Linked DNA regions of Homo sapiens: region 1 is linked to region 2. A link is an interaction called in ENCODE POLR2A ChIA-PET data of the cell type or tissue named here. Cell type or tissue: MCF 10A. All regions are shown on one strand. Each heading gives the region's core, and the rest is flanking DNA. Links, peaks and the distances in the headings are about the cores only.

Evidence for each region. Peaks named below come from ENCODE experiments on the same cell type or tissue, not always from the same donor. Only the 100,000 strongest peaks of a DNase experiment are listed, where the experiment ranks them.
Region 1: POLR2A ChIA-PET joins it to region 2 with 5 read pairs; 17 of 35 experiments call an interaction of 5 or more read pairs at or near these places.

Annotation. Positions count from the first base shown.
Region 1 is chr22:37,809,071-37,820,720 of GRCh38, forward strand. It overlaps GCAT (glycine C-acetyltransferase), which reads left to right. Exons shown (of 9, transcript NM_014291.4): 2 at 957-1,087; 3 at 3,817-3,918; 4 at 4,393-4,539; 5 at 6,056-6,210; 6 at 6,348-6,430; 7 at 6,593-6,764; 8 at 7,130-7,251; 9 at 7,497-7,827. The coding sequence ends at 7,648. Among named protein-coding and RNA genes, the nearest start is that of GCAT, 7.0 kb to the left of the region's middle. RefSeq lists a silencer at 8,634-8,853 and an enhancer at 10,022-10,573. In MCF 10A, for the core only: no CTCF peak of the experiment used is centred there; no DNase peak of the experiment used is centred there.
Region 2 is chr22:37,893,036-37,900,558 of GRCh38, forward strand. No RefSeq gene overlaps it. Among named protein-coding and RNA genes, the nearest start is that of MICALL1, 9.5 kb to the right of the region's middle. RefSeq lists enhancers at 1,562-2,206, 5,728-6,494. In MCF 10A, for the core only: no CTCF peak of the experiment used is centred there; a DNase peak (open chromatin) is centred at 3,336.

The DNA of each region.
Region 1 (11,650 bases), core at 828-3,327, 85 kb before region 2:
AAAGCTGCCTTCTGCCCAGGAAATAGGCATAGAACCCTTGGTGCTGTTGCACTCATTTGTAAAACAGAGGTCCCAGGTAATCCCTTCTCTCCCTCAGGGGAAGCTTAGAGCCGGTCAAAAGATGGGAAATTAGGAGACCCAAGTTCTCATCCTGTTTTTGCCTTTCCCAGGCTGTGTGAACTTTCCCCTCTGGCTGTTTGCTCCTAAGGTCAGCTGTGTTCACTCTGGGCTTTAGAATTCGGGGACTGGTATCTCAGGCACCTACCTTTGGGGGTGTGATTCTGGCAGCAAAGTAAACTGTGGAGTTCCAGGACTGCAGCAGGCGTCTGATCCAGCCCTCTTCTTTAACCCTCAAGGAAACCAAGGGGTCAGATAAGGAGTCAGTGGTGGTCTTCAGGCACAGGAGAAGCCTGTGAGGAAGGGCTGAGTTCCTCCTTGGGTAGAATGTGATTCAAAGCCAGAGTTTAGGCTGGGCACAGTGGCTTGTGCCTGAAATCGTAGCACTTTGGGAGGCCAAGGCAGGAGGATTGCTTGAGGCTAGGAGTTCGAGACCAGCACGGACAACATAATGAGACCCCATCTCTACAAAAAATAAAAAAATTTAATCGGGCATGGTGGCACGCACCTGTAGTCCCAGCTACTCAGGAGGTTAAGTGGGAGGATTGCTTGAGCCTGGGAGGTTGGGGCTACAGTGAACCATGATTGCACCACTGTACTCCAACCTGGGCGACAGAGCTAGACCCTGTCTCAAAAAAAAAAAAGTTTAAACTTCTTGCTCTTCAAGATGTGTAGCACTGACGCTCCTTCTGTAGCTGTTGAATTTGGTGCCTCCTCAATGGTGACTCCAGGTCTGTTTCCTTTCTGGACCATTTCCCCAGGGCCTGGCACTGTCATCTTTCCAGGCCTGCCCTTGCCCCACCTGAGCTGCTGTATCCATCTCCTCTCCTTCACCTCAGGAATCCTTAACTTCTGTGCCAACAACTACCTGGGCCTGAGCAGCCACCCTGAGGTGATCCAGGCAGGTCTGCAGGCTCTGGAGGAGTTTGGAGCTGGCCTCAGCTCTGTCCGCTTTATCTGTGGAACCCAGGTACACAGTGAGTGGTGGGGGGTTGTGGGGACTGACCCCAGCTGCCTGCTTCCCACAGTCAGCAAGGCTGGTTTAGCCAGCTCAGCTCAGCCACAGCCCTGGGCCTACTGTTGGCCTCAGAGCTGTGCAGCAGAAAGGCTGAGTGCAGGCCTCTGTTTTGCTGAAAAGCTTTGGCCAAGGAACTTTATATATATATTTTTTCTTTTTGAGACAGAGTCTTGCTCTGTCACCCAGGCTGGAGTGCAGTGGCACAATCTTGGCTCCCTGTAACCTTCGCCTACCAGACTCAAGGGATTCTCCATGCCTCAGCCTCCTGAGTAGCTGCGATTACAGGCATGCTACCACACCCAGCTAATTTTTTTTTTTTTTTTTTTTTTGAGATGGAGTCTCGCTCTGTCGCTGAGGCTGGAGTGCGGTGGCATGATCTTGGCTACTGCAAGCTGCGCCTCCCAGGTTCACGCCATTCTCCTGCCTCAACCTCCCGAGTAGCTGGGACTACAGGCGCCTACCACCACTCCCGGCTAATTTTTTGTATTTTTAGTAGAGACGGGGTTTCACTGTGTTAGCCAGGATGGTCTCGATCTCCTGACCTCGTGATCCACCCACCTTGGCCTCCCAAAGTGCTGGGATTACAGGCGTGAGCCACCGCACTCGGCCTAATTTTTATATGTTTAGTAGAGATGGGGTTTCACCATGTTGGCCAGGCTGGTCTTGAACTCCTGGCCTCAAGTGATCTCCTCCACCTTGGCCTTCCAAAGTGGAAACTGCCTTTTTGAGCATTCATTTTCCCACCTGCAAAACAGAGTCCCTCACACCTGACCTTCTATAAGAAAAGAGGAGTAGGCGGCAGGAACTGAGACTAAGGGCTCTGGGGCTGTTCTGACGGGAGCACAGTTGCCAGTGCTGCCCTTTAGTGTCCCTGTTCCTGTGGGCAAGTATCTTAACTTTTCTCTGTCTCAATTACTTCATAGGGAAAATGAAGATAATAGCACTTAATAGGATCATTACAAATTAAAGACTTAATACATGTAATGCTTAGAATAGGCCGGGCGCAGTGGCTCATGCCTGTAATCCCAGCACTTTGGGAGGCTGATGCAGGCGGATCACCTGAGGTCAGGAGTTCAAGACCAGCCTGGCCAACATGGCGAAACCCTTTCTCTACAAAAATATAAAAATTAGCTGGCATGATGGTGGGTGCCTGTAATCGCAGCCACTTGGGAGGCTGAGGCAGGAGAATCGCTTGAACCTAGGAGGTGGAGGTTGCAGTGAGCTGAGATCACGCCACTGCACTCCAGCCTGAGCAACAGAGTGAGACTCTGTCTCAAAAAAAAAAAAAAAAAAAAAAAGCATAGAACAGCCTGGCACATAGTACTGCTCAATGAATGTTGGCTATTATTTATTTTCCAAATGTTACAAAATAAATTTATATAAGTATGAAACTTAAATAGTACTTATTATGTGCCAGGAATTCTTTTAAGAAAATTACAACTATTGGCCAGGCGTGGTGGCTTATGCCTGTAATCCAGGCACTTTGGGAGGCCGAGGTGGGTGGATTACTGAGTTCAAGACCAGCCTGGCCAACATGGTGAAACCCTGTCTGTGCTAAAAATACAAAAATTAGCTGGCCGGGCTCGCTTGAACCCATGAGGCAGGGGTTGCAGTGAGCCACGACGGTGCGACCACACTCCAGCCTGGGTGACAGAGGGAAACTCTGTCTCAAAAAAAAAAAAAAAAGAACATTACAAGTATTAACTCATTAATCCTAAGTGATAGTTGCTATTCTTATTCCCGCTATTGAGATGAGGACACTGAGATCCAGAGAGGTTAAGTGACTTGCCCAGAGGCACACAGCCTGTTGTGGGATTTGAACCCTGGCTCAAGAGTCCATGCTGGCTGGGCATGGTAGTTCACACCTGTAATCCCAATACTTTTGGAGCCCAAAGCAGAAGGATCACTTGATGCCTGGAGTTTGAGACCAGCCTGGGCAACATAGCAAGACCCTCTCTCTAAAAAAAAAAAAATGTTTTTAATTAGCTGGGTGTGGTGGTGCGCACCTGTAGTCCCAGCTACTAGGGAGGGGAGGCTGAGTTGGGAGGATCACTTGAGCCCAGGAGTTCAAGGCTACAGTAAGCTATGGTCTCACTACTGCACTCCAGCCTGAGTGACAGAGAATCCCTGTCTCATTTGCCAAAAAAAAGAAAGAGTCTGTGCTCCTGACTACTTGTGATTATCATTAACTGCCCTCTCAGAAAGGTGAGAGTGAAATGAATGTCAGAGGCAGAACTCCTGACTCGCATCCAGTCACTTCCCAGCAAAGCCCTCACCCAGACCCAACAGTTTTCAAATTTACAAATTAGAGGCCCAGGTGAACCCAGAATTACCTCTGTGATCTTTTTCTTCACCATTAGGCGACCAAAAAAGACACTCAGTATGGTGTTAGGAAGACACATCTTTCTTCTCCACGAGTGCCCGTAATTCCACCATTAGACTGCCACTGTAAAACCAAAGTCTGCCCAGGGAGGGAACCTAACAGGTCCCCAGTTCCTCAGTGGGAACTGTCTGTCAGATTCCTGGCAGCTCTGGGATAGCCCATGTGTGGCAGAAAGTAAGGAGACTGAGGCTGCAGGCTTTCTGGGTTGGGTCTCTGTGGTCCTCCAAGCCTCTGTCCCCTCGAACTTGTCCCACATGACCCCACAGGCATCAACACGTGTCTCACTCATTTTCTTCAGAGCATCCACAAGAATCTAGAAGCAAAAATAGCCCGCTTCCACCAGCGGGAGGATGCCATCCTCTATCCCAGCTGTTATGACGCCAACGCCGGCCTCTTTGAGGTGTGTGGAAGCTGTCCTGCGGGTGAGGGTTGGTGGGGCCTGTTAGGCTGAGGAAGGCTTGGGTGTGGGCAGTCGGGAGAACCTAGCAGGATTCAGTGCCATGCCTAGAGGCTCCAGAGCCCGCTTCTGGAGGTCAAGGTTGGGCCAGGTAGGTGCTCCAGGAGGAATCCTGGGGCTTGCAGGGAGCCTGAGTTCCAGAGCCTTTGGGGGATAAGCTACATCAGCTGGAAGGCTGGGGGAGGCGGGGGCCTGGTACTCACCAAATATATTCTCACCTCCTCTTACTAGAGCAGGGCGCTGGTCCAGCCCGGCACTGAGACACGGGGGCCCCAGAGAGAAGCACAGAACACCTTGCCTCTCTACCCAGAGGAGCGCCCTGGCTGGCAGTACAGTTTTTTGATTTGCTGGAGTCCCGGTCAAGGGAGAAGCCCAGGGTGGTTAAATGATGGCTCTACGCTCACTGCCTCCCTCCAGGCCCTGCTGACCCCAGAGGACGCAGTCCTGTCGGACGAGCTGAACCATGCCTCCATCATCGACGGCATCCGGCTGTGCAAGGCCCACAAGTACCGCTATCGCCACCTGGACATGGCCGACCTAGAAGCCAAGCTGCAGGAGGCCCAGGTGGGGCGACGCCTGGGTCCACCCTCAGCCTCCGCCTGGGGAAGGAAGTGAGGCTTAGAGAGGCCAACTCCTCACTCACAGAGATAGCCTGAAAGTTTGAAACAGCAGAGATTTGTCCAAGATGTGAACCCAGATCCCTCACACCCAGAGCATTATTCTTTTTTTTTTTTCCCTGAGACAGAGTTTCACTCTGTCGCCAAGGCTGGAGTATAGTGGTGTGATCTCGGCTCACTGCAACCTCCACCTCCTGGGTTCAAGTGATTCTCCTGCCTCAGCCTCCCAAGTAGCTGGGATTACAGGCATCCGCCACCCCACCTGGCTAATTTTTGTATTTTTAGTAAAGACGGGGTTTCATCATGTTGTCCAGGCTGGTCTCGAACTCCTGACCTCAGTTGATTTCACCCACCTAGGCCTCCCAAAGTGCTGGGATTATAGACGTGAGCCACTGTGCCTGGCACCAGAGCATTATTCCATTGTGCCATGGTGCCTTGAGGTTTTTCCCTGTGTATGTGTGACAGTCTCACTCTGTTGCCCAGGCTGTATTGCAATGGTGCAGTCATAGCTCACTGCAGCCTCAATCTTCTGGACTCGAGCGATCCTCCCACCTCAGTCTCCTGAGTAGCTGGGACTACCGGTGCCCACCACACCCAGTTTTTTATTTATTTGTTTTTTAGATGGAATTTCACTCTTTTTGCCCAGGCTGGAGTGCAATGGCGTGATCTCAGCTCACTGAAACCTCTGCCTCCCAGGTTCAATTGATTCTCCTGCCTCAGCCTCTGGAGTAGCTGGGATTACAGGCACACACCACCGTGCTCAGCTAATTTTCTATTTTTAGTAGAGATGGGGTTTAGCCATGTTGGCCAGGCTGGTTTCGAACTCCTGACCTCAGGTGATCTACCTGTCTCAGCCTCCCAAAGTGTTGGGATTACAGGCATGAGCCACCGCACCCAGCCTGTTTGTTTGTTTTTGAGACAGGGTCTCACTATAATGCTCAGGCTAGTCTTGAACTCCTGGGCTCCCAAAGTTACAGGCATGAGCCACCATACCCAGCCAGTTTTTAAAATTTTTAGTAGAGACAGGGTCTCACTATGTTGCCCAGGTGGGTCTCGAACCCGTAAGCTCCCAAAGTCCTGGGATTACAGGTGTGAGCCACTGTGCCCGGCCTGCCTTGAGTATTAGCAAGCACCTTCTGTGTGGCAGGCCCTTGCTAGGCATAAGGATAGAATGTACATGTTGGTGAGACCTGGTCCCAGCCTAGCCTGCCCTCTGGGACCTTACACAGGAGACTGAGATGTGAGCCCATTCTCACTGTCCAGAGCTCAGGGTGGAGATGGGTGACGCTGAGAGGCACAGATGAGGGAGAGGATGTTCCAGCCCCCAAGATGGTGGTACCTCTGTGCCCACCTCTGTGCTGGGCACTGGGCAGGATGAGCTCTCAGAGCTCCAAGCAGCACAAGAGACGGGTGGTTTGGCCCAACTTGACACCACCCACCATCTGCTCATGTCTTTCCTGCAGAAGCATCGGCTGCGCCTGGTGGCCACTGATGGGGCCTTTTCCATGGATGGCGACATCGCACCCCTGCAGGAGATCTGCTGCCTCGCCTCTAGATATGGTGCCCTGGTCTTCATGGATGAATGCCATGCCACTGGCTTCCTGGGGCCCACAGGACGGTGGGACCATGTGGCACCTGAGGCCTGGGGTGGGGCTTCTGAGGGTGGCTGGGAAACGAGGAGGCCAGTCCCCAGCATGATCCATAATCCCTGGGCTCTCAGGAGGCCAGTGACAGCAGCGGTGGCTTCCCTTGCAGGGGCACAGATGAGCTGCTGGGTGTGATGGACCAGGTCACCATCATCAACTCCACCCTGGGGAAGGCCCTGGGTGGAGCATCAGGTACCTGCAAGGTTGTGTCCCTGGGGTCCCCTTGTCCTTTTGAAGGGCCCTGGAGGGGCTCAGGGAAGTGGGGAGGGCAGCATGGACTGTACTTTCAGGAGGGGGTTGGGTAGGCTCTGGCCCCTGACCAACCCCTCCCCCCACCTCTTCCCTTCTTCTCAGGGGGCTACACGACAGGGCCTGGGCCCCTGGTGTCCCTGCTGCGGCAGCGCGCCCGGCCATACCTCTTCTCCAACAGTCTGCCACCTGCTGTCGTTGGCTGCGCCTCCAAGGCCCTAGATCTGCTGATGGGGAGTAACACCATTGTCCAGTCTATGGCTGCCAAGACCCAGAGGTGCGACTCCCAGCAGGGCAGGCTCGGGGGCGGAGAGACGTGGTGAGAGCCAGCCTCATGTGTCTGCCCAGGCCCACAGACAGCTCTGTGCCCACCGGGTCTGCTTCTGCCTGTTCCCCTCCCTTCTCTCTGTCCCTGCCTCTCCCCTCTAGCTTCTGTGTCTCCTTCTTATCCCTCCTGTCTTTCCACCTCCCTTGTTGTTCTCCCTGCCCCCTGCCTGGCTCCCCTCTGCCTCTTAGAGCTTGTAACTGTCTTTGTTGATCCTTCTTGCAGACTTGGGCATAGACCTCGGGCCTGGTCCCTGCAAGGAGCGGGTGTGAATGCTCCACGGCCCCTTAGCTACCTGTGACACCTTGTGCCCACAGGTTCCGTAGTAAGATGGAAGCTGCTGGCTTCACTATCTCGGGAGCCAGTCACCCCATCTGCCCTGTGATGCTGGGTGATGCCCGGCTGGCCTCTCGCATGGCGGATGACATGCTGAAGAGAGGTAAGGGTGCTGAGACAAGGGAACTGGTGGTGGGTCCTGAGAGAAGAGAAAGGGAAACCCCTAGACTGTGACCCAGCCCCGTACCCAGCCACGCTGCGGCCTCTTAGGCCAGCTGTCTGTCTAAGCTTGAACACCCCAAGCCATGAGGCAGTCCCGAATCTGAGACCTGGGGCAGTTCCCTTGCCCTCTGTGTTCTGCCCCCAAGCCTGTTGGTTCTGGCACGCCCTTGCTTTCTACCCTCCCAGGCATCTTTGTCATCGGGTTCAGCTACCCCGTGGTCCCCAAGGGCAAGGCCCGGATCCGGGTACAGATCTCAGCAGTGCATAGCGAGGAAGACATTGACCGCTGCGTGGAGGCCTTCGTGGAAGTGGGGCGACTGCACGGGGCACTGCCCTGAGCTCTGGGTAAGGACGAGAAGAGCCAAGGTCCGCCTACTGCCACAGGGTCAAAGGAGGTTTTCGATCAGCCCAGACCAGAGGCTCTGAGCCCTGAACCAAAGTCCCAGAGCTGGGCTGGGACGTGACCTGTGCTGAGGGCTGTGAGAATGTGAAACAACAGTGTGAAAATTGGCTGTGACACTCTGGTCTGCTTTATTGTCTCTGGGCAGGCCCAGTCCTGTGGCCGGTTGAAGAATCAGGCAGGAGCCAGGGCTCTGAGGGGAGGCGCCTGAGGACTGCAGATCTCCACTGACCTCTTTCCCTAGATTAAGATGGGACCCAGTGGCCGGGCACGGTGGCTCAGGCCTGTAATCCCAGCACTTTGGGAGGCCAAGGTAGGCGGATCACCTGAGGTCGGGAGTTTGAGACCAGCCTGACCAACATGGAGAAACCCCGTCTCTACTAAAAATACGAAATTAGCCAGGCGTGGTGGCGTATGCCTGTAATCCCAGCTGCTCAGGAGGCTGAGGCAGGAGAATCGCTTGAACCCGGGAGGTGGAGGTTGCGGTGAGCCGAGATCATGCCATTGCACTCCAGCCTGAGCAACAAGAGCAGAAGTCTGTCTCAAAAAAAAAAAAAAAAAAAAGCTGGCACCCAGGCCTTTGGGAGATAGGCCCAGTCCACCGTTTGTCTCGGGTAGTTTCTGTGCTGCTGTGGAGGGCTGCTGAGAACTAGCCCCACAGGCCTTTTACCCTGCCACTGCCCGCTACTCTGCAGCCCCTGAGTCTAGTCTTAGAGTCTAGCTTCTTCCTTCTCCCCACTGGAAGATGTCCTGTAGCTGCCCAGATAGGAGGAGGCTGGGTGTCCATGTTTGGAAGGAGAGGCAGAGGATTCAGGCCCAAAAGAAAAGAATGAGGATCACCCCTGGGGAAGCTCCAGACAGTCTGGAACCCTGTGTTCGCGCCCACTCTCTCCCTGCCTTACTCTGGCTTTCGGCAAGCTCCAGTCCCTGTGTGTGCCTCAGTCCTCCTGCCACTATGCCTTGAGGTCTGAGGTCCTTCCATCTCGCTCATTCCAAGGCCTACGATGATCAGCCACCAGGGGGTGCTGCGAGCACGGGCCGCGGCCGCCGGCTCGCCCCGCCCCTCCAGACTGGGGGCCTTGGGCCGCGGCTGTTCAGGCTGCCCAGCAGTCAAGGCCAGGAGAGGCGATTTGCTGCTGCCAAGGCCCCATCCTCCCTTGTGCCCCACAACGGCTCGCCGCTTTCCTGTTGGAGGGGCCTGCGGGAGGAGGGCGGTCTCTCCCTGGCGACCTTGTGGACCCCTTGTGGGGTGGGGAGTGGGGTCCCCGCAGCTCCACCCTCAGCGTGGTGTGACCTTGGGAAGCTCTTAGTTTGCTTGGGACAGAGGACGAAAAGGCCCTTTATCATTAACGACATGAAACTAGCCCTACGTCTCTCTCTGACGTCCTGCACCTCCAGCCCACCCATTTGCCTGTTATCTTGGGATGAACAATGTAATATGAGCTGGGCTCTGGCCCAGCCCTGCAGGATCTGAAAGCTGGGATTCAGGGAATCCCAGCCTGCGATCCGGAGGACCTTGCTGCTGGGGTCCAGGAGCTGGGGGAGGGGGGGTGTGGGGGGTCGGTGTGAGGGTGGAAGGCAGCCTGGCTGGGGTAGCTGTGGCCACATTAGCGGCAGGAACATTTGCAGCCCACCACCACCGGCTAGGGCACGTGGCACCAGGCGCGCTGCTGCAGGGGATGTGCACAAGGGCTCAACCAGTAATGTCGAGCCAGCAGCTGGATGAGCATGGTCTGCTCTAGCCAGCAGCTCATGTTAAGCGCCACGGGCAGCTGCGGGGTGACGTGTGGCAGTCGGTGTGCTGCACCCGGCGGGGCCAGAACAGAGGGCCCAGGTCCACCCAGACCGACGTGAGGCGGCACGAGGCGAGATCCAGACAGCGGCGCAGAAAGTGCGTCGCCGCCCCTGTGGCTCCCAGGAGCCGCCGCTGGCGTTGCCCTGCTGCGCTGGCAGCGCCGCGACCCCCTGGGCTAGCCGATCGCGGTAGGGCTCCACGCCGTTGGCCAACCCGCGGCTCAGCGTGTCCTGCTGCACCAGCCCGGGTCCGCCGCCGCGCTTCTTCCGCAGTCATCCAGAAGGTGTCTGTAGGAGGCGCAGCAGCCGCTCTGGGTGCACGTGTTTCGGCTTGGGCGCCTACCGGTAGTCGCCGGCCGCCCACGACAAGCTGTAGGGCCACGCGGGGCGGGAGGGCCGGCCGTGGACCAGCTGCAAGTCTGCGTTCTGCAGAATCAGAGGCTCTGAGGACCGCCCCAAGGGCGCAATGTCCTTGTTCTCTGCGTCGCGCACGGGGTTCAGGGCCGCGGGCTACCAGAAGCGGCAGTAGGAGTGGATGGAGGTGGCACCGGGCGCACCCAAGGTCTAGGCTCACGGCCGCGCTCTTTATGGCCGCCTGTTCCTTCCTCCTTCCCTCCACCTCCGCTCTCATATCAGCTTAGCCTTGCCGCTGCTGGGAGCTCATCGCCCTAGGCCAAGAAGGACCTTGTGGGCAGGGGGCTCCCAAGGGCCAGGAGTGCGAAGTCATGAATCTCAGATGCTTTCCAGCCCGTTCCAGGGTTCAGGCATGCACATTCGTCCAGGCTTCTGGGAGTCTAAGGGTGCGTTACTTTCACGCAGTGGTTGCAGGTCTGTCAAAGTTTCTAAAATCCCACCAAGCTGAGTCTCGCCATTCAGGGATCATAAGAGTCTACAATTCCTTTGCGCAATTCAATTCTGAATTCAATTCAGAATTAATTCAATTCTGGCCGGGCGCGGTGGCTCATGCCTGTAATCCCAGCACTTTGGGAGGCCGAGGCGGGCGGATCACGAGGTCAGGAGATCGAGACCATCCTGGCTAAAACGGTGAAACCCCGTCTCTACTAAAAATACAAAAACAAAACATTAGCCGGGTGTGGTGGGCGCCTGTAGTCCCAACTACTCGGGAGGCTGAGGTGGGAGAATGGCGTGAACCTGGGAGGCGGAGCTTGCACTTGCAGTGAGCTGAGATCGCACCACTGTACTCCAGCCTGGGCAACAGAGCGAGACTGTCTCAAAAATATATATATATATTAATTCAATTCTGAAGCTTCTGAATTCAGGTTTGGCAAGTCTAGATTAGATTCCTAATAGTTTCAATTCCGTGAGACTCTGCTTCCAAAAATTGAGGAATTTCTGCATCTAAAGAAGGTGACATCAGGCTCTATAGAGGCACCTCTGAGCCCTCGTGAAAACCCCGGGGCCTTTGAGGAGCTGGTTCTTTTCTTTTCTTTTTTTTTTTTTTTGAGTCTTGCTCTGTTGCCCAGGCTGGAGTGCAGTGGCACAGTCTCCGCTCACTGCAACCTCCGCCTCCCGGGCTCAAGCCATTCTCCTGCCTCGGTCTCCCAAGTAGCTGGGATTACAGGTGTGCACCACCATACCTGGCTAATTTTTAGTAGAGATGGGTTTCACCATGTTGGCCAGGCTGGTCTTGAACTCCTGACCTCAAGTGATCCAACTGCCTTGGCCTCCCAAAGTGCTAGGATTACAGACATGAGCCACCACGCCTGGCCTTAAGGAGCTAGTTCTGAGCATCTACCCCAGCTCCTCCGGCCTGGGATGCGAGTCCTGGCTCCATCAGCGCCCCTCACACTGTTTTCTCTCCCCTTACGCACTTCCCCTTGATGCTCCCCAACCCCAGCCCCAGCTTCTAAAAACACTACACTCAGCCCCTCCACCTCTCCCCTCCCTTCCTTAACTCACTGCAGACTGCCTTTTGCCCTCAAAACACCTGTCCAGTTTACCAGCAGCCTCCTCATTGCTGAATCCAGTGTACCTTGCTCCCCAGGTGCTAGCCTCCCTAACCCTCTGGAGGCATTTGGCCATGTGGCCCCTCCTCCACACAGTTCAGGACAGAACTCCATGACCAAATCACACAGCCGTTCACCAAGACCTATTCTCCTCTTTGGCTCTTGCCTAGACGAGAGGC
Region 2 (7,523 bases), core at 2,300-4,799:
GACACGGCTCTTGGCACTCTTTTTGCTGTGAGGCCATTGCAGGCACTCTGGGTCACACAGACCCAGTGTGTATGAGTGCCTGGCTTGGGGCCATCTCCCAGCAGCTTGGTCCAGGCTCAGCAGCCAGGCCAGGCAGCTAGCAACCCCTGTGAGGGGGCAGGCACAGCTGGACTCTGCCTGGCACCACTCGCGGAATGCACAGCATTCATCAGCTGTGGCCAGCTCAGGATTTTTATTCCATCAGAGCAGAATAACCAGGTTCATGATCCCCCCCATGCTAAGGAGAGCAAGGGCTTTGTTATCGGGGAATGGGGAGCTCTGGGTGGTACCAGTTTCCAGAAGTTTCTCCACCAGCAAGAGAAGGGGGCAGAGCAAAGTGTGTAGGCTTGGACTTCCTTGGACCCTGGTCTGAGTCCTGACTGCCACATACCAGCTGAGCCAAGTTGCGTAGTTTTCAGTGCCTCACCTTTCTCTAAAATGGGGTTAGCGCCTGCCTCAGAATTGTTCTGTGCACCAAATTATGTAAAGTTCTTAGCAAATCACCTGGCAGTAGTGTGTGATAAGGGGAGGAGGGCCTTACTAAAACACTTGGGTAGAGTGTGTGATAAGGGGAGGGAGGCCATTGTTACCTGGCCATGACCTTGGCCTCCAGAGCCGTAGAGCTATAGATGACTGAGGCAGGTCATGTGTGGAACAGCCCGGCTACTTCCTGGTGGAGCTGGGACTGGAAACCTCCAGACTCCCCCCTGGGGCTCTCTTAACTGCTCCAAGGACCAAAGAGAAGGCCTGTTTAGACAGTGTGGAGGCCCATTCACAGAGGCCAGGGCACTTGTCTAGAGCAGCCAGCCACGGAGGAGCTGGGCCCCACGCACAGTGTCGGCAGCAGGCATGAGGGGAGAATTGGAGAGATTGGGAGGTTGCAGAGGACAGGACTTGGATGTGGCAGCTGAGTGGATGTGGAGGCTGTAGGGAAGTGAGATGCCCAGTTCTCAGGCTGTCTGAGATGGGGGTTGGTGGCTGGAGCAGGTTTGGGACTGGAGGAGGTAAGTGCAAGTGGGTAAGGAACAGGAGTTTGAGGAGCCTGTGGGACGTCCAGGTGGAGGTGCCCAGGGCCTAACAATTTGGGCAGAGGCAATGAACAGCTGGGGCTGGAACCCTGGTCTCCAGGCCCCTAGGCTAGAGCTGGTTCCTCCTCAGACAAGTCCCTGGTGGGCTTGGCACACTTATTCTTTTTTTTTTTTTTTTTTTTTTGAGATGGAGTTTTGTCCCTGTTGCGCAGGCTGGAGTGCAATATCATGATCTCAGCTCACTGCAACGTCCACCTCCCAGGTTCAAGCGATTCTCCTGCCTCAGCCTCCTGAGTAGCTGGGATTACAGGTGCCTGCCACCATGCCTGGCTAATTTTTGTATTTTTAGTAGAGACGGGGTTTTGCCATGTTGGCCAGGCTGGTCTTGAACTCCTGATCTCAGGTGATCTGCCTGCCTTGGCCTCCTGAAGTGCTGGGATTACAGGTGTGAGCCACTGCGCCCAGCCTGGGCTTGGCACACTTCTTTCCACACAGTCCCCCTCTCTGCATCCTTCTCCTACACTGGATTGTGAGTCCAAGTTGGGGGCGTGGGGTGCTTTTCCTCCTATGATCGCCTTGACCATAGGTGGCTCCGGATGGCTTCATCTTCTAAATGAGGCAGTGGGACTAGCCGCTGTCTGGGGGCTGCAGCCCTGCATTCTAGAATTCTGGGTGACATCCTAAGGATCTAAATGGATCTAATAGGAGGAAAGAGGCAGCACTTGGGAGCAATGACCCTTTCGGTAAAGCGATTCTGTTGAATGAATGGTGAATGCAAGAGGAAGTAAGTGAATAAGGATTGAATGCAACAATATCAGTATAGGAATAAGGCTGGAGTGTGCCTTAAATCCTGTCTGGAATGTAGCGGCACAGATGAATTGATGAATGGATGTACTCTCCAGCCCAGCCTTTAGCCAGGGAAAGCCGTGGTGCCCACGCTGGCTCTTGCTAACAGTGGCCTCCCGTCCCCACCCCCAGCCTGCCCTGCAGACTGGATATAGGCTGGAGTGGCTGTGGCCCGGGTCAGGAACTGGCCTCCAATGTGGGGGAAGGGCATCAAGAAGAAGCTGAGAGGGAGGCAAGGGAAAGGTCCAAAGCCTGATCAGCAAGTTCCTGAGATTTTCCCGAAGGAGAGGGCTAGGGGAAGCAGCAACTTGTCTTGGTTCCTGTGGCTCCACATTCCTGTCAAGCCTGCAGCTGAAAGACCTGGCTTTTCTTTCTTTCTGGCCCCACCCTGCCCCTATCCAGCCACTTGATTAAGATCAAGTTATCTCCTTCACGCCCTGACTCCCACCCCTACTTTCTTACCTGGGGCCAGTGGATCCTGAGAGGGTGGACTTCACTCTCTAGTCATGGTTGGGAAGTGGAAGGGAGTCTAGGTTCAAACCCTGACGCTGCCCCTTGAAACTGGAAAATTCCAGGCACTTGGCTTAACTTCTCTGAGCCTCTGCTTTGTCATAGTCAAATGAGGAGAGTAATTCTCCCCTATCTAGGTCTTTCTAAGTGTCAACATAGGCCTGGCACAGTGGCTCATGCCTGTAATCCCAACACCTTGGGAGGCTGAGGTGGGAGGATTGCTTAGGCCTAGGAGTTTGAGACCAGCCTGGACAAGATAACGAGACCCTGTCTCTACAAAAATAAAAATAAAAAAATGAGGGCTGGGCGCAATGGCTCACACCTGTAATCCCAGCACTTTGGGAGGCCGAGGTGGGCAGATCACGAGGTCAGGAGATCAAGACCATCCTGGCTAACACAGTGAAACCCCGTCTCTACTAAAAATACAAAAAAATTAGCCAGGCATGGTGGCAGGCGCCTGTAGTCCCAGCTACTAGGGAGGCTGAGGCAGGAGAATGGCGTGAACCTGGGAGGCAGAGCTTACAGTGAGCCGAGATGGCGCCACTGCACTCCAGCCTGGGCAACAGAGCGAGACTCTGTCCTAAAAAAATAAATTAATTAAATTAAATTAAAAAATTAGCCAGGCGTGGTGGTGCATGCCTATAGTCCTTGCCACTTGGGAATCTAAGTCGGGAGGATTGCTTGAGCCGAGTTCAAAGTTACAGTGAGCTATGATCACACCACTGTACTCCAGCCTGAGCGACAGAGCAAGACCCTGTCCCTAAACAATACATAAATCCGAGCATAGTGAACTCGGGTATGATATAGGTGTTTGGGATGACTCATATCCATCCCGGGTGTATTGTATCACCTGGGGATAAGTTGTGCCCTGTCTAACCCCTGCTCTATTTAGAGGAAAGAGCAGCTCACTCCCAGAATTTCAACACAAGCCTCACTTTCTGTTTCTAACAGGAAGAGCTGCCTGGCTCACAACACCATATACATATGACCTCAGGTAGCTGGGAGACAAACAGGCCTCTTCCGGTGTCTGACAGCCCCTTCCTTGCCACTCAGGCCTCAGAGGAGAGGCTACCTTCCTGTGTCAGGAAGGCTCAGAAACTGTTTCCCACTCTGCCTGCCTTTGCCTGCAGAGCAGGCCAGATTGATACTGAGGGGGTAGTAGGGAGGGCTCTAGCTCCCCCACCCCAAATAATCTGGCACCCCCTAAACCTACAGCCAAATCATAAGCAGTGGGCTTAACCTACAGCCAAATCATAAACAATGGGCTTGCTATGCAGACCAAATTCTAAGTCAAGTAAAATAAAAGTCAGGACTCAGCCTAGCTGTTTGTTGTTGTCATTGTTGTTGTTGTTTTGCCCAGGCTGGAGTGAAGTGGTGCAATCTCGGCTCACTGCAACCTCTGTTCCCTAGATTCAAGCAATTCAGCCTCCCGAATAGCTAGCTAGGATTATAGGCTCTAGTCTCCTTCCCTTTCTTCCTGCCAAATTTCTGCCCCTGAGCTCCTCCTATAGAGTGACAGGAGCCCAACTATTAGGGCCTTGAATACTACATTAGCACCCAAACATCAATCCTGCTGGCCTGCTGGAAAAATCCCAGCACCAATAATAATTGAAGTTGAAGGGGAGATGGGAAGTTCCTAGACAGCAAAGGCTGGAGGCCTTGGGAGCTTTCTGTCCTGAAATGGCCTTTGGTATCGTGGATCAAGGCCTCAGTGCAGCCAGGGTCTGCAGAGGCTGTGGAGCTGGGGCTCCCAGCGGGGTTCTTGCTCACCAAACTCACAGGAAGATAACGAATGAATTTACAGTGAAAACCAGGCATGCAGTGGTAAACTGGACACAATGCCTGCCTCCATACACCAGAAGAAAGTTCTTTGTAAAGTCAGAAAGAGCTAGGCTGAGGCCAGAGCTAGGCTCACGCCTGTAATCCCAGCACTTTGGGAGGCTGAGGTGGGTGAATCACCGGAGGTCAGGAGTTCTAGGCCAGCCTGGCCGACATGGCGAAACCCCATCTCTACTAAAAATACAAAAATTAGCGACGTGGTGGTAGGCGCCTATAATCCCAGCTAGCTACTCAGGAGGCTGAATCGCTTGAATCCAGGGGGCGGAGGTTGCAGTGAGCAGAGATCACACCACTTCACTCCAGCCTGGGCAACAAAAAAAAAAAAAAAAAAAATAGCTAGGCTGAGTCCTGACTGCACTTTTTGTTGTTGTTGTTGTTGTTAGCTATGTTCATATTATATTCATTTTATTTTACTTTTATTTTTATTTTTCAAGTGTGACTGCAAGTTTTGACAGCTGTGTGGCTTTGAACATGCTTGTTGAACCCTCAGAGCCTTGTCCTCATCAGTAAATGGGGATAATGAGATAGCTCCTAGCTCACAGAATTGTGAGGATTCAATATGGTAATGTACCTTAACAACAAAAACAACACACAAACACACACATGATGTCTAGAGTGTGGTTAGTGCTCATAAAGTTACATAACTGTATCATTAATGATGTCACAATCCAATGAAGAGAGACAGGTATGCACAAATACATGCCATACAATGTGAGCAACAGTTCAAATGCCACCTCCTACATGTAGCCCTCTGGGCTGTCTCTCAGTCCCTGGCAGGAGGTGACAGGCTCCTTCTGGAAGCCCTATAGCATTCGGCCCCTCTCTCCATCACATCCCTACCCTTGTCTTTCTGTGACTGTTCGTTGTGATTGTTTATAGAGCTTCTTCCACACTGGTCTGCCAGTAGTAGACATGTGGAAATTCCTCTGTAAATTAGCAAGCACATCCCCTCTAGGTCCCCTCTAAGGGTGGGATTCTGTGAGAAGATCTGAAGTTGTGGCTTCTGTCTGGGCCCATCACAGAAGGCTTCAGGGAGGGGATGATGTCTGAGCTAGGTCATAAAGCCTGTGGACAATTTGGAACAGCAGCAGTAGCCATTTCAAGAGCAGTCAAAAGGGGAGAGAGCCTGGCAGGCTGAGACCTCAGCAAGCAGCCAGAAGCATAGAGAGTGTGGGGCAGCTGGATGGGGGGCCCTGCTCCCCTCCTAAGAGTCTCTACAACCTGGAGCAAACACCTCTGCTCTCTGGGCTCCAGTCTCTCCTCTCAGTGTACTGAGAGGGCTTTGCTAGATAAGGGTCCCTGCCAGTTTGGATATTTCAGTGGCTTCTTTGACCTGCCCCCTCGTGGAGCCCCAGACAAGTGTGAGGGTTTCCCAGCTCAGACAGCACCCGCCCAGTGAGAGCCAGCACATGTCCTCTCTGTTCTGGAGGGTTTAGTTGGAGGATAGTTCAGTTTTGGGGTAGGGAGGCAAGACCACTTGCCCAGTCCCAGGTGTATTTTCCAGAATGTGTATCTGCCAGGGCAGGATGGTCTATGAACAAAGGCTTGGAATAGCTGTCTGTCCTCAGGCATAGCTGGGATTCCAGAAGACCCAGGCCTCACCCAGGCGGGCAGGGGCGGGGCTCAGGGTACCGTCCTGGCATGTTCTAGGCATGCCTCTGGCCCAGCAAGGAGGGAACACGGTGAAGCAACTGCCACTCCAGCGACCAGCGCCTTCCACTGCCCCAGGCCCCAGCTCCAGAGGTCCCACAATGCTTCCATTGTCCACTGCTCTGCCCGGCTGCCCCCCAGGGAGCAGCTCAGAGCCAAGAACCTGGGCAGGGCCCTGATTCCTGGGGCACAGACTGGGTAGAAGAGAGAAGAGCAGAGTGGTCAGATTCACAGAAAACAGCCATGGAACTTGGAGAATTCCACCCTAAGAATCCTAGAATCGGCTGGGCAGGGTGGCTTATGCCTATAATCCCAATATTTTGGGAAGCCAAGGCATGTGGATCATGAGGTCAGGAGTTCAAGACCAGCCTGGCCAACATGGTGAAACCCCGTCTCTACTAAAAATACAAAAATTAGCCAGACGTAGTGACGAGTGCCTGTAATCCCAGCTACTTAGGAGGCTGAGGCAGGAGAATCACTTGAACCCAGGAGGTGGAGGTTGCAGTGAGCTGAGATATGCCATTGCACTCTAGCCTGGGTAACAGAGTGAGACTCTGTCTCAGAAAAACAAAAAACAAAAAACCCCACAATGTATTGTCATTAACAATAGTCACCATAGGCAGGGTGCCGTGGCTCACGCCTGTAATCCCAGCACTTTGGGAGGCCAAGGCAGGTGGATCACGATGTTAGGAGATCGAGATCATCCTGGCTAACATGGTGAAACCCCGCCTCTACTAAAAATACAAAAAAATTAGCCGGGCAAGGTGGTGTGCGCCTGTATTCCCAGCTGCTGGGGAGGTTGAGGCAGGAGAATGGCATGAACCCGGGAGGCAGAGCTTGCAGTGAGCCGAGTTCGCACCACTGCACTACAGCCTGGGCGACAAAGCAAGACTCCATCTCAAACAAACAAACAAACAAACAATAGTCACCACATTGTACAATAGATCCTTTGAACTTATTCCTCCTATCTAACTGAAATTTTGCACCCTTTGACCAACATCTCCCCAACCACTCCCCCTACCCACCAGCCCCTGGTAACTACCATTCTACTAGCTATTTCTTTCTTTTCTTTTCTTTTTTTTTTTTTGAGACAGGGTCTTAATCCATCACCCAGGCTTGAGTGCAGTGGTGCAATCACAGCTCACTGAAACCTCCACCTCCCTGGCTCAAGCGATCCTCCTGCCTCAGCCTCCCAAGTAGCTGGGATTACAGGTATGAGCCACCACACCAGGCCTCTACTCTCTATTTCTATGAGATCAACTTTTTTAGATTCCATGGGTGAAAAAAATAATTTTTTTCTTTTTTGAGACGGAGTCTTAAAATGTTTCTCAGCACACTGGATCCAAAGTAAGGATGATGAGATTCTATGTTGGGAAAACATTTAAACCTTGGCCTTTTTTTTTTTTCGAGATGGAGTTTCGCTCTTGTTGCCCAGGATGGAGTGCCATGGCGCATCTCAGCTCACTGTAACCTCCACCTCCCGGGTTCAAGCGATTCTCCTGCCTCAACCTCCTGAGTAGCTGGGATTACAGGCATTTGCAACCATGCCTGGCTAATTTTGCATTTTTAATAGAGATGGGATTTCACCATGTTGGCCAGGCTGGTCTCGAA